Regions from separate parts of the Homo sapiens genome. Here regions 2 and 3 are each linked to region 1. Evidence: chromatin contacts called from ENCODE Hi-C or POLR2A ChIA-PET data. All regions are on one chromosome and are shown on one strand. Each heading gives the region's core, a stretch centred on a gene start or an enhancer-like site at or near the end of the contact. The rest is flanking DNA. Distances are from core to core; before and after follow the strand shown. Region 1 holds the start of EVI5 (ecotropic viral integration site 5). Region 2 overlaps LOC124904219 (a long non-coding RNA gene). Region 3 has its middle 45 kb from the start of MTF2.

What was found. Hi-C counts contacts between places; a loop is a spot of excess contacts on that map. ChIA-PET counts read pairs that join two places held with the same protein, here RNA polymerase II (POLR2A). Pooled maps may share reads with other maps.
Region 2: a pooled map shows a loop between it and region 1 (3-fold over the local background). The contact joins the enhancer-like site here to the promoter of EVI5 in region 1. A Hi-C loop is called at or near these places in 1 of 37 single-sample maps with no recorded cell type and 6 of 50 pooled maps. POLR2A ChIA-PET finds 5 or more read pairs at or near these places in 2 of 52 experiments (Caco-2 and naive thymus-derived CD8-positive, alpha-beta T cell).
Region 3: a pooled map shows a loop between it and region 1 (2.8-fold over the local background). The contact joins the enhancer-like site here to the promoter of EVI5 in region 1. A Hi-C loop is called at or near these places in 6 of 50 pooled maps. POLR2A ChIA-PET finds 5 or more read pairs at or near these places in 2 of 52 experiments (OCI-LY7 and activated B cell).

What each region holds. Positions count from the first base shown.
Region 1 is chr1:92,783,295-92,786,487 of GRCh38, reverse strand. It overlaps EVI5 (ecotropic viral integration site 5), which reads left to right and starts at 1,380. Exons shown (of 20, transcript NM_001350197.2): 1 at 1,380-1,652. RefSeq lists an enhancer at 980-1,259 and a silencer at 1,530-1,799.
Region 2 is chr1:92,979,892-92,983,008 of GRCh38, reverse strand. The region is part of intron 1 of LOC124904219 (a long non-coding RNA gene); the gene reads right to left. Among named protein-coding and RNA genes, the nearest start is that of DIPK1A, 20 kb to the right of the region's middle. Within about 2 kb of position 1,593, at least 5 of the 41 ENCODE cell types and tissues checked have a DNase peak (open chromatin) inside an H3K27ac peak, as active enhancers do.
Region 3 is chr1:93,032,278-93,035,538 of GRCh38, reverse strand. No RefSeq gene overlaps it. Among named protein-coding and RNA genes, the nearest start is that of MTF2, 45 kb to the left of the region's middle. Within about 2 kb of position 1,643, at least 4 of the 41 ENCODE cell types and tissues checked have a DNase peak (open chromatin) inside an H3K27ac peak, as active enhancers do; they include OCI-LY7, where a contact is called at or near this core.

The DNA.
Region 1 (3,193 bases), core at 131-2,630:
ATATAAGAGGGGAGAGGTACATTATCAAGGATGTAGCTTAGTTTTCTTATACAAGGATTGAGTTGCAATAAAATTGTTAATTGAAATTTCTTTAAATAATGGCACAACCTAAAGTTATGCAAACATATGCCTCAGATAAAAGTTCAAGTTTTCAAAGTTTTTAGCTGGGTGGAGGGCATGGCTTTACTTCCTATTTCTTGGTATTTCCTAATCTTGTTGAAAAAAAAGTAAGGTTTTTTTTTTTTTTTTTTTCTGAAATGCTTAGTTCAGTGGAAACCCATCTGCGAATTCTGTCTTATAAATTTAAATTTAAAAATAGGGATACTAATTTCTAGACAAATAATTCCGGAGTTTCTTGTGCTGCTAATTATTATAATTTTTGTCCCTTTTTTTTTTTGAGACAGAGTATCGTTCTGTCGCCCAGGCTGGAGTGCAGTGGCGCGATCTTGGCTCACTGCAACCTCCACCTCCGTGGTTCAAGCAATTCCCCTGCCTCAGCCTCCAGAGTAGCTTGGCTGGGAGTACAGGCGCACGCCACGACGCCGGGCTATTTTTTTTTTTTGTATTTTTAGTAGAGACGGGGTTTCACCATGTTGGCCAGATTGGTCTCCAACTCCTGACCTCAGGCAATCCGCCCGCCTCGGCCTCCCAAAGTGTTGGGATTACAGGTGTGAGCCACCGCGCCCGGCTGTCACTTCTAAACATATAATGAAAGTAATCTGTATTGCCTTTTTACTTTTTCTTGCCTGCTTTTCCTGGACCAGAAATTAATAGGCTGTTTCCGTCCCAAACAAAGTACTTTCCTTCTAAGAATGTCTTCGTTGACGCTGGAGGGCTGCCCGGCTGAATCTTACGTATTCGTGCCCATGTTCTGCCCCCTGCAGTAGTCTGCATAAACCCAATGCGAAGACACGTGTAAGAGTACATTACAATTACAAGTGTCATTTACGCGTTGATTATTGTTTTTGCGAGTGCCCTAAGGCCACCTCTGGGGGAGCTCGGGGCTGCCTTCCGAAGCATGCGCGTCAGCACCGCGTGCCAGGGCCCTGAAAGTCAGGCTCCGCGTCGGTGCGGCAGCGCGAGGCCTGCAGTCCTAAGCTCGGGGTCGCTTCGGGCCCCCGAGGGGGTGTGTCTTCTACCGTTTTAACATGGAAGGGGCGGTTCCAGTGGCCGGGGAAGTCGGCGACTTGCAGGACTGAAGGCTGGTGCTTTGAAAGAGAGGCGGAGGGCGAGAGCGATTTCCCCGCCTCCTCTGCACTCCGTCCAATCCCTTCGCCTTCTCCTTTTCTCGGCCGGCCCGCCCGGCCCCTAACCTGCTCCAACCCATTCTGCGGTAGAGGCTGCCGGGTCTCTTTAAGGCCCTCCCGCGCCTGCGCCTTGGGCTCTCCTGACGCGGCCGGGCCGGACCCCGGAGGAACCAGCTGGCCAGCTGGCAAGGGGCTGGCTGCAGTTCCGACAGCGGCGGTGCCGGGAGGGGTAGGTGAGGGTCGCGAGGCGGCCCTGAGCTTCTGAGTGAGCGTGGTGCTTTTGGGAACTCGGGACGGGCGACCCGTGGAGCCAGGAGCGGGGCCGAGGCGCTGAGACGCGGCGGCGCGGCTGCCGGCTGGATGGGAAGTTAATGTTTACGGCGAAGTCTACTCAACGTTTCCAAGGTGAGGGGCGCTGCGCCAGGCCGGGCGGGCCGGGAGGCCGGGCGGGCGGTGAGTCCGTGTTCCGCTGGCGCACAGCTGGGCCGAGGCGCGGCGGGCGGGGGCCGCCGCAAGTTTTGCTGTGGGAGCGGGGCGGGCGCGCCTGGCCCCGCCAGGGCCTAAGTTCCCTGCACTCGCTTCCTCGCCTGTCGCCGCCGCCGCCGCCCGCAGCCCTCCTTCTCGTGGGCGCTGGGGAAGAAACTCGTCGGCGGGTCTAACTGTGGCGTCCCAGGGCGGTGGAGGGACGGAGCAGCTTCGGGGGCACGTCCTCGTAAATCCCGTGGAGGACACTGACCCTGCACCCCACCCTCGAGGCCAGAAGTCGGTTCCCTTTGGGGACCTGAGGGGCGAGAGCACTCGCCCCCCTGACTTGCAAAGTTGGCGTCTTTACTTGGCCTCCGGGATTCTGCGCATGGCGTGTCTCCAGGCTGCTGATGGGCAAGACAGATGTGCCAGGTCCAGAATGAACTTGAGAAGAGTTTGTAGCCATTCCTGAATCACCTTATGACTAGTGGGGCAAGCCTCAAATTAACCTCAGGATTTCCGGTAGGTTGGATTGTGGTGTTGGTGTTTCCACTCAAAAGAGTTGCTGTGATTTCCCTGTGTCTGTCTGTCTGTCTGTCTTTGGGGCTTCTTAGATCATCTCATTTGGCATCCTTTCACCCAAGAGTTAAACCAAGCCTTTTGGAATGGTTTCCTCGCTTTCCTCCTATCTATTGCTGGTAGAGCTGCTTTCGAAAAGAAGTATTTTCTTGAAGTGGTATCTTTTCTTTGGGTTACAGTGTTGAATAATAAACTCCTTTCTTTGCCGAAAGAATGAATTCCAGTGCTTACTGAAGTTAAAGAAAAGTGATCTGCTGGTAGTTTTTAATCTTTGTTCTGAGCTGATGTAAGTAACTTTTTTTGTTTTAAAATTTTGTTAGTAGAATTTCACCAGTGTACCAGAAGCTCTTTTTCTTTTTCTTTTCTTTTCTTTTTTTTTTTTTTTTTTGACAGGGAGTCTCGCTCTGTCGCCAGACTGGAGTGCAGTGGCGACGTTGGTTCACTGCAACCTCCACCTCCTGCGTTTAAGCAATTCTCCTGCCTCAGCCCCGCGAGTAGCTGGGACTACAGGCGCGCGCCACCACTCCCAGCTAATTTTTGTATTTTTAGTAGAGATGAGGTTTCACCATGTTGGCCACGATGGTCTTGATCTCTTGACCTCGTGTTCCACCCGCCTCAGCCTCCCAAAGTGTTGGGGTTACAGGCGTGAGCCACCGTGCCCGGCCTTCTTTTTCTTTTCTTTTCTTTTCTTTTTTTTTTTTTTTTTTTTTTTTAAGGCTGAGTCTCACTCTGTTGCCTAGGCTGGATATATTCTCCTGCCTCAGCCTCCCGAGTAGCTGGGATTACAGGCGTACATCACCACGCCCGGCTAATTTTTTTTTTTTTGTATTTTTAGTAGAAACGGGGTTTCACCGTGTTGGTCAGGCTGGTCTCGAACTCCTGACCTCAAATGATCTGCCCGC
Region 2 (3,117 bases), core at 344-2,843, 200 kb before region 1:
TTGCCTTAAGAAATGTATTTCTTAAATAAGACTGAAAATTTTGAAGTAAATCAAAATTACTTTTTTTTTTTTTTTTGAGACGGTGTCTCACTCTGTCACTCAGGCTGGAGTGCAGTGGTATGATCTCAGCTCAGCCTTGACCTCCCAGGCTCAGGTGATCCTCAGCCTCCCTGGCAGCTGGGACTACAGGTGCACACCACCACTTCTGGCTAATTTTTGTATTTTTTGTAGAGATAGCTTTTTGCCATGTTGCCCAGGCTGGTCTTGAGCTCCCGGGCTCAAGTAATCTGCCTGCCTTGGCTTTCCAAAGTGCTGGGATTACAGGAGTGAGCCACTGCACCCGGCCCCAAGTTACTTCTTGATCCATGGGCTGCAGAATGAATGTTGTAAGCAGGCATGAAAACATTCATCTCCTTGTACATCTTCATCAGAAGTCTTGGGAGACCAGGTGCATTGTCAAGAGCAGTAATATTTTTAAAATAATATTTTTTTCTTAGCAGTAGGTCTCAACAGTGGGCTTAAAATATTTAGTAAACTAGGTTGTAATCGTATGTGCTGTCATCCAGGTTTTGTTGTTCCATTTACAGGGCACAGATAGAGTAGATTTGGCATAATTCTTAATTGCCCTAGAATTTTCAGGCTGGTAGATAAGCATTGGCTTCAACTTAAAGTCACCAGCTGCATTAGCCCCTAACAAGACAGTCAGCCTGTTTTTTGAAGATTTGAAGTCAGGCATTGACTTCTCTCTATCTATTAAAGTCCTAGGTGACATCTTTCCCAATGTAAGACTGTTCTGCCTACCCTGATAATCTGTTGTTGGCCAGCCGTGGTGGTTCACGCCTGTAATCTCAGAACTTTGGGAGGCCAAGGCCGACAGATTGCTCGAGTCCAGTTGTTTAAGACCAGCCTGGGCAACATGGCGAAACCCTGTCTCTACAAAAAAATGCAAAAATTAGCCAAGCATAATGGCACGGGCCTATAATCCCGGTTACTTATGAGGCTGAGATGGGAGGATCACCTGAGCCCAGGAAGTTGAGGCTGCCGTAAGCCATAATTGCACCACTGTACTCCAGCCTGGGCGAGAGAGGGAGACTCTGTCTCAAAAAAAAAAAAAAAAAAAGAAAGAAAGAAAAGAAAAGAAAAGAAAAAGAAAAAAGAAAGAAAGAAGAGAAAAGAAAATTTGGGCTGGGCACCGTGGGTCATGCCGCTAATCCCAGCACTTTGGGAGACTGAGGTGGGCGGATCACTTGAGGCCCGGAGTTCAAGACCTGCCTGGGCAACATGGCGAAACCCTGTCTCTATGAAAAATACAAAAATTAGCTGGGTGTGGTGGCTCAAGCCTGTAATTCCAGCTACTCAGGAGGCTAAGGTGAAAGGATCACTTGAACCTGGGAGGTGGAGGTTGGAGTGAACTGAGATTGCGCCACTGCACTCCAGCCTGGGCAACAAGAGTGAAACTCCGTCTCAAAAAAAAAGAAAAGAAAAGAAAATCTGTTGTTTAGTGTAGTCTTAGATCTTTGCTAGATCTTCTAGATAACTTGCTCAGCTTCTACGTCAGTGGTTACGGCTCCACCTTGTGCTTTTACATGATGGAGGTGGCATCTTTAAACCTCACAAACCTCATGAACTAACCTCTGTTAACTTTTCTTCTGGAGCTTTCTCATCTCTCTCACCCTTCATAGAATGGAAGAGAGTTAGAACCTTGCTCTGGATTAGGCTTTAGCTGATTTAATCTTCCATCCAGATCACTAGAGTTTTCTCCATATCAGCAATAAGACTGTTCTACTTTCTTACCATTCATGTGTTCACTGGAGTAGCACTTTTAACTTCCTTCAAGAACTTTTCCTTTGCGTTTACAACTTGGCTAACTGTTTGTGCAAGAGGCCGAGCTTACAGCCTATCTCAGCCTTTGACATTACTTCCTCACTAAGCTTAATCATTTCTAGCTTTTGATTTAAAGTGAAAGACCTGTGACTCTTCCTTTCACTTGAACACTTATAGGTCATTCTAGAGTTATTAATTCACCTAATTCCAATATTGTTGTGCCTCAGGGAATAGAGAGGCCCTAAGAGAGAGAGACAGACAGGGGAGTGGCCAGTCAGTGGAACAGTCAGACCACACATAACATTTTTGGATGAAGGTCTCTGTCTTATATGGGTACGGTTCATGGTGTCCCAAAACAATAACAATAGCACTGTAAAAGATCACTGGTCACCGTAACAGATATAATAATAATGAAAAAGCTTGAAATATTGCCTGAATTACCAAAATGTGACAGAGACACAAAGTGAGCACATGCTGTTAGAAGCATTGTGCTGGCAGACTTGCTCAACACAGAGTTGCCACAAACCTTCAACTTGTAAAAATCACAGTATCTGCAAAGTGCAATAAAACAAAGCATGCCTGTGCCTAATATGTCCCCAGTTGTCAATAAAAGAGAAAACTTAGGGGCTAGTTTTGGTCCTTGAGCAGCATCTTACAGGGCCAATTTAACTAAAGAATTAACACTACATTCACAGCAAATCACATGAGAAGAAATAATAAATAGTGCACATATAAAAAAGATTCACACTCTGAGTTCTAATTAGGAAAATAATTATTAAAACAAAAGGAGGCTGGCTGGGTGTGGTGGTTCACGCCTGTTATCCTGGCACTTAGCGAGGCCAAGGTGGGCAGATAGCTTGAGCCCGGGAGTTCGAGACTAGCCTGGGCAACATGGTGAAACCCCATCTCTACAAAAAAATATAAAACAGCCAGGAGTGGTGACACATGCCTGTAGTCCCAGTTGCCCGAAGGGCTAAGGCAGGAAGATCACTTGAGCCCAGTAGGTTGAGGCTGCAGTGAGTTGTGATAGGGCCACTGCATTCCAGCCTGGGTGATAGAGTAAGGCCTCGACTCAAAACAAAAACAAAAACAAAAAACAAAAGGAGGATACATATATTGTAATATACTATTGCGAGAATAAAAATTGGTACCATGTTTGTAGAGAAAAATTTTCTAATATAGGTTGAGCTTCCATAATCTAAAAATCTGAAATCTAAAATGCTCCAAAATCTGAAATGTTTTTGCGCATTGACATGAAGCTTACAGGTCATTCTCAAAGGAAATGTTGATTGG
Region 3 (3,261 bases), core at 394-2,893, 250 kb before region 1:
CTGGTCCCAGATCCTGGAGGTTGGAGCATATTTTTCCATGGAGAACTCCCTCTCCAGGCGTATCTGTACTCTATGTATTGAAGTGTTTTCATGCTAAGTAGATTTTTTGTTTGTTTTCGGAGATAGTGTCTTACTCTGTCACCCAGGCTGGAGTACAGTGGCTCGAACACCAGGCTGGAGTGCAGCCTCGATTCCCCAGGCTCAAGCGATCCTCTTGTTTCAGCCTCCTGAGTAGCTGGGACCACAGGCAAGCACCACCATGCCCAGCTAATTTTTTGACTTTTTTTGTAGAGACAGTGTTTCACTATGTTGCCCAGGCTGGTATTGAACTCCTGGGCTCAAGCAATCCTCCCACCTCAGCCTCCTAAAATGTTGGGATTACAGGCATGAGCCACCATGCCTGGCCTAAGTAGATTTTTTAAATATTCTAATTTCTTCAAAATTAATCAGTGAAGAGTTGGGCATGGTAGCACACACTTATAGTCTCCGCTACCAGAGAGGCTGAGGAGGGAGGATTGCTTGAGGGCAGGAGTTCCAAGGCCTAGTTTGCTGTCATCATGCCTGTGAATAGTCACTGCCCTGCAGTCTGGGCAACATAGTGACACCTCATCTCTAGAAAAAAAAAAAAAAGTACTGTACTAAACAATAATCTTTTTTATCTTTTGTAAAAAAATTTTTTTAATCAAATATCTTGTCAATTTCCTCTGGCAAATTGCATTATTCATAATATACAAAAAGTAGAAACAACCCAAATGTACACCAACTGACAAATGGATGAATAACACATGGCATATCTGTAAAAGTGAATATTATTCGGCCATAAAAAATGAGTGAAACACTGCTACATGCTACAACAGGGGTGAACCTTGAAAACCTTATGCTTGGCCAGGCACAGTGATTCATATCTGTAATCCCAGCATTCTGGGAGTCAATGGTGAGAGGATCACTTCAGCCCAGGAGCTCAAGATCAGCTCAAGCAGTGCTCCCATCTCAGCCTCCCAAGTAGCTAGGACTACAGGCATGCACCACCATACCTGCCTAATTTATCAATCTTTCTTTCTGAGGTGATGAAAATATTCCCAAATTGACTGTGATGATGGCTGTACCTATATGTGAATATACTAAAAACCATTGAATTGTGCATTTTAAGTGAGTAAATTGTATGATATATGAATTATATCTCAGTAAAGCTGTTTTTAAAAAGTGCTAAAATATAAAGCTTTTCCCTTTCTTCTGAGCTCTTCCTGGATTTGCAGTGGTATTTTTTATTTGCTATTTAATGTTTTTCTGAATAAAGAAAAATTTAAATTTAAAACTATTACCATGAATTTTAATGTTCATCTTTCCGTTGTGCAATGCCGGTTTTAAATGAAAATATCAGAGTATTTAACTCATGCAGAATCAACAAAATTACACAATTTGTATATTGTAGCTTATACACACACATATGTTTTGTTCTTACTAGAACAGTAGAAACACTGCACAAAACTAACTCAACTGTTTTTATTTCACTTCTTGATTGCACGTGTTCCTCCTAGCACTATCTTCAGCTTACTGATGAGTAAGGAGGAACTGAAAGGGAAAGAAACTAAGAGCTGTTATCTTTCCCTTTCCTTATAGGGCATCATTTTCTGTGTAAGTGGTTGGCTAATACAGGGAAGCAACATAAGCAAGAATGAATATGACATGATTCCTTTGATAATTTTTTTTAGGATGCCTTTGCTTTCTCTCTGCAGTCAAAACAGGCTCCGGTTTGAATGGAAAACATGGCCTCTCAGGACTGTCAGTGCCTACTTATTTGTGGACATACATGCTAATCATGTACTTCCTTTGTGTCTGCTACATTTCTAGGCATTGTGGGTCTGTAGTGGAATTCTGTGTTCATGGAGCAAATCTGGAGAGCCATATGCAGACAGATTTAGTAACAAAGACTGGAAGGCACTCATGTATCTTCTCTGCTCATGCCATTGTCCCATTGAACATCACTTACAAAATATAAGTTCAAAAGTAAAATAACTAAGAATTTCAAAATGGAGACAGCAGAGCATTCAACCAAGTGCAAAGCTCTTCTGAGAGTGGACCCTGTGTGATTGCACAGGTTGCACACCTGTGAAGCCAACGCTGATTGAAATACGAGATTTCTAAATCATTTTAGATACATTTTTGGATAAGCAGTGCATCTGAGGGCATAACATTTCTTGAGTTCTAATCTTTCTTCCCAACTGAGTGACTTTGAGCAAATGACGTATTGTTTGGCAAGTTCTTGGAATTGAATTGGATGTTTTCATCTCTCCCTTATCCTGTCCTGACTTAAAAAACTAGAAGAGTGAATTGCTGAGTCATTTTGCTCAACTTGTCGAAGTGAAGAACAGATGGCCCTGTTCAAAAGGTTTTAACCCCCAAGAGGGCCTGTGGTTGACAGGGAACAGGGGAGGGGTTGAGCAGTTGGATGTTGCTGGGAGCATGGGGCATGCATGTAGCTCAACGGGGCATGCATCTGATCCAGATGTGCATCAGGTAAACCAAGAGAGGTCTGATACAAAGCTCTTCAACCTCCTAACCCTCTCTAAGAAGCACAGCAGAGCATCAGAATAAATGGATAGAAAGGTAGTTTGTAAATTAAAATTGCAAATGCTCAACGATAATAAATATTGCTTTTTATCTACATGTCATTTAATGGCCTTAATAAAGGTAATCTATACAGATTGCCTAAGAGAAATATTTAAATAACAAGTTATTTATAATACTTACTATTTAACCAGAAAAATACGTTAATCAGATTCATGAAGGTAAAGCACAGAACAACTCTAAGTTATTTTATAACTATGATAGTAATACAAGCTCAAAAATATTTACCGAATGTAGAATTAGAAAAAGGAATCTAATTTTGAAGAAAACACTTTAAGCTGTGGTGATGGGCTGCTAGACACTATCAAATGCAGTAAATTCTACCATCCATTGTTCTATTAGTAAGAAATGCCTGTTATCTGAACATTTCCCTTTTTAATCCGATACCATATAATTATCATAGGATTTCATATATTATTTCATTATTATAGGATTTCAATTCTGTGTTCATGGGGCAAATCTGGAGAGCCATATGAAGACCCTGGGACTCATGTAGTAATCCAAAATTTTTGAATGGTGACATTACATTCTATTTTATTTCAATGATATTATCACATTTCAGTGCTTTGAAGACTCAGTTTCTAGAATATCTTATTTATAATGTACACATGGTATTTGATTACCAACATATCC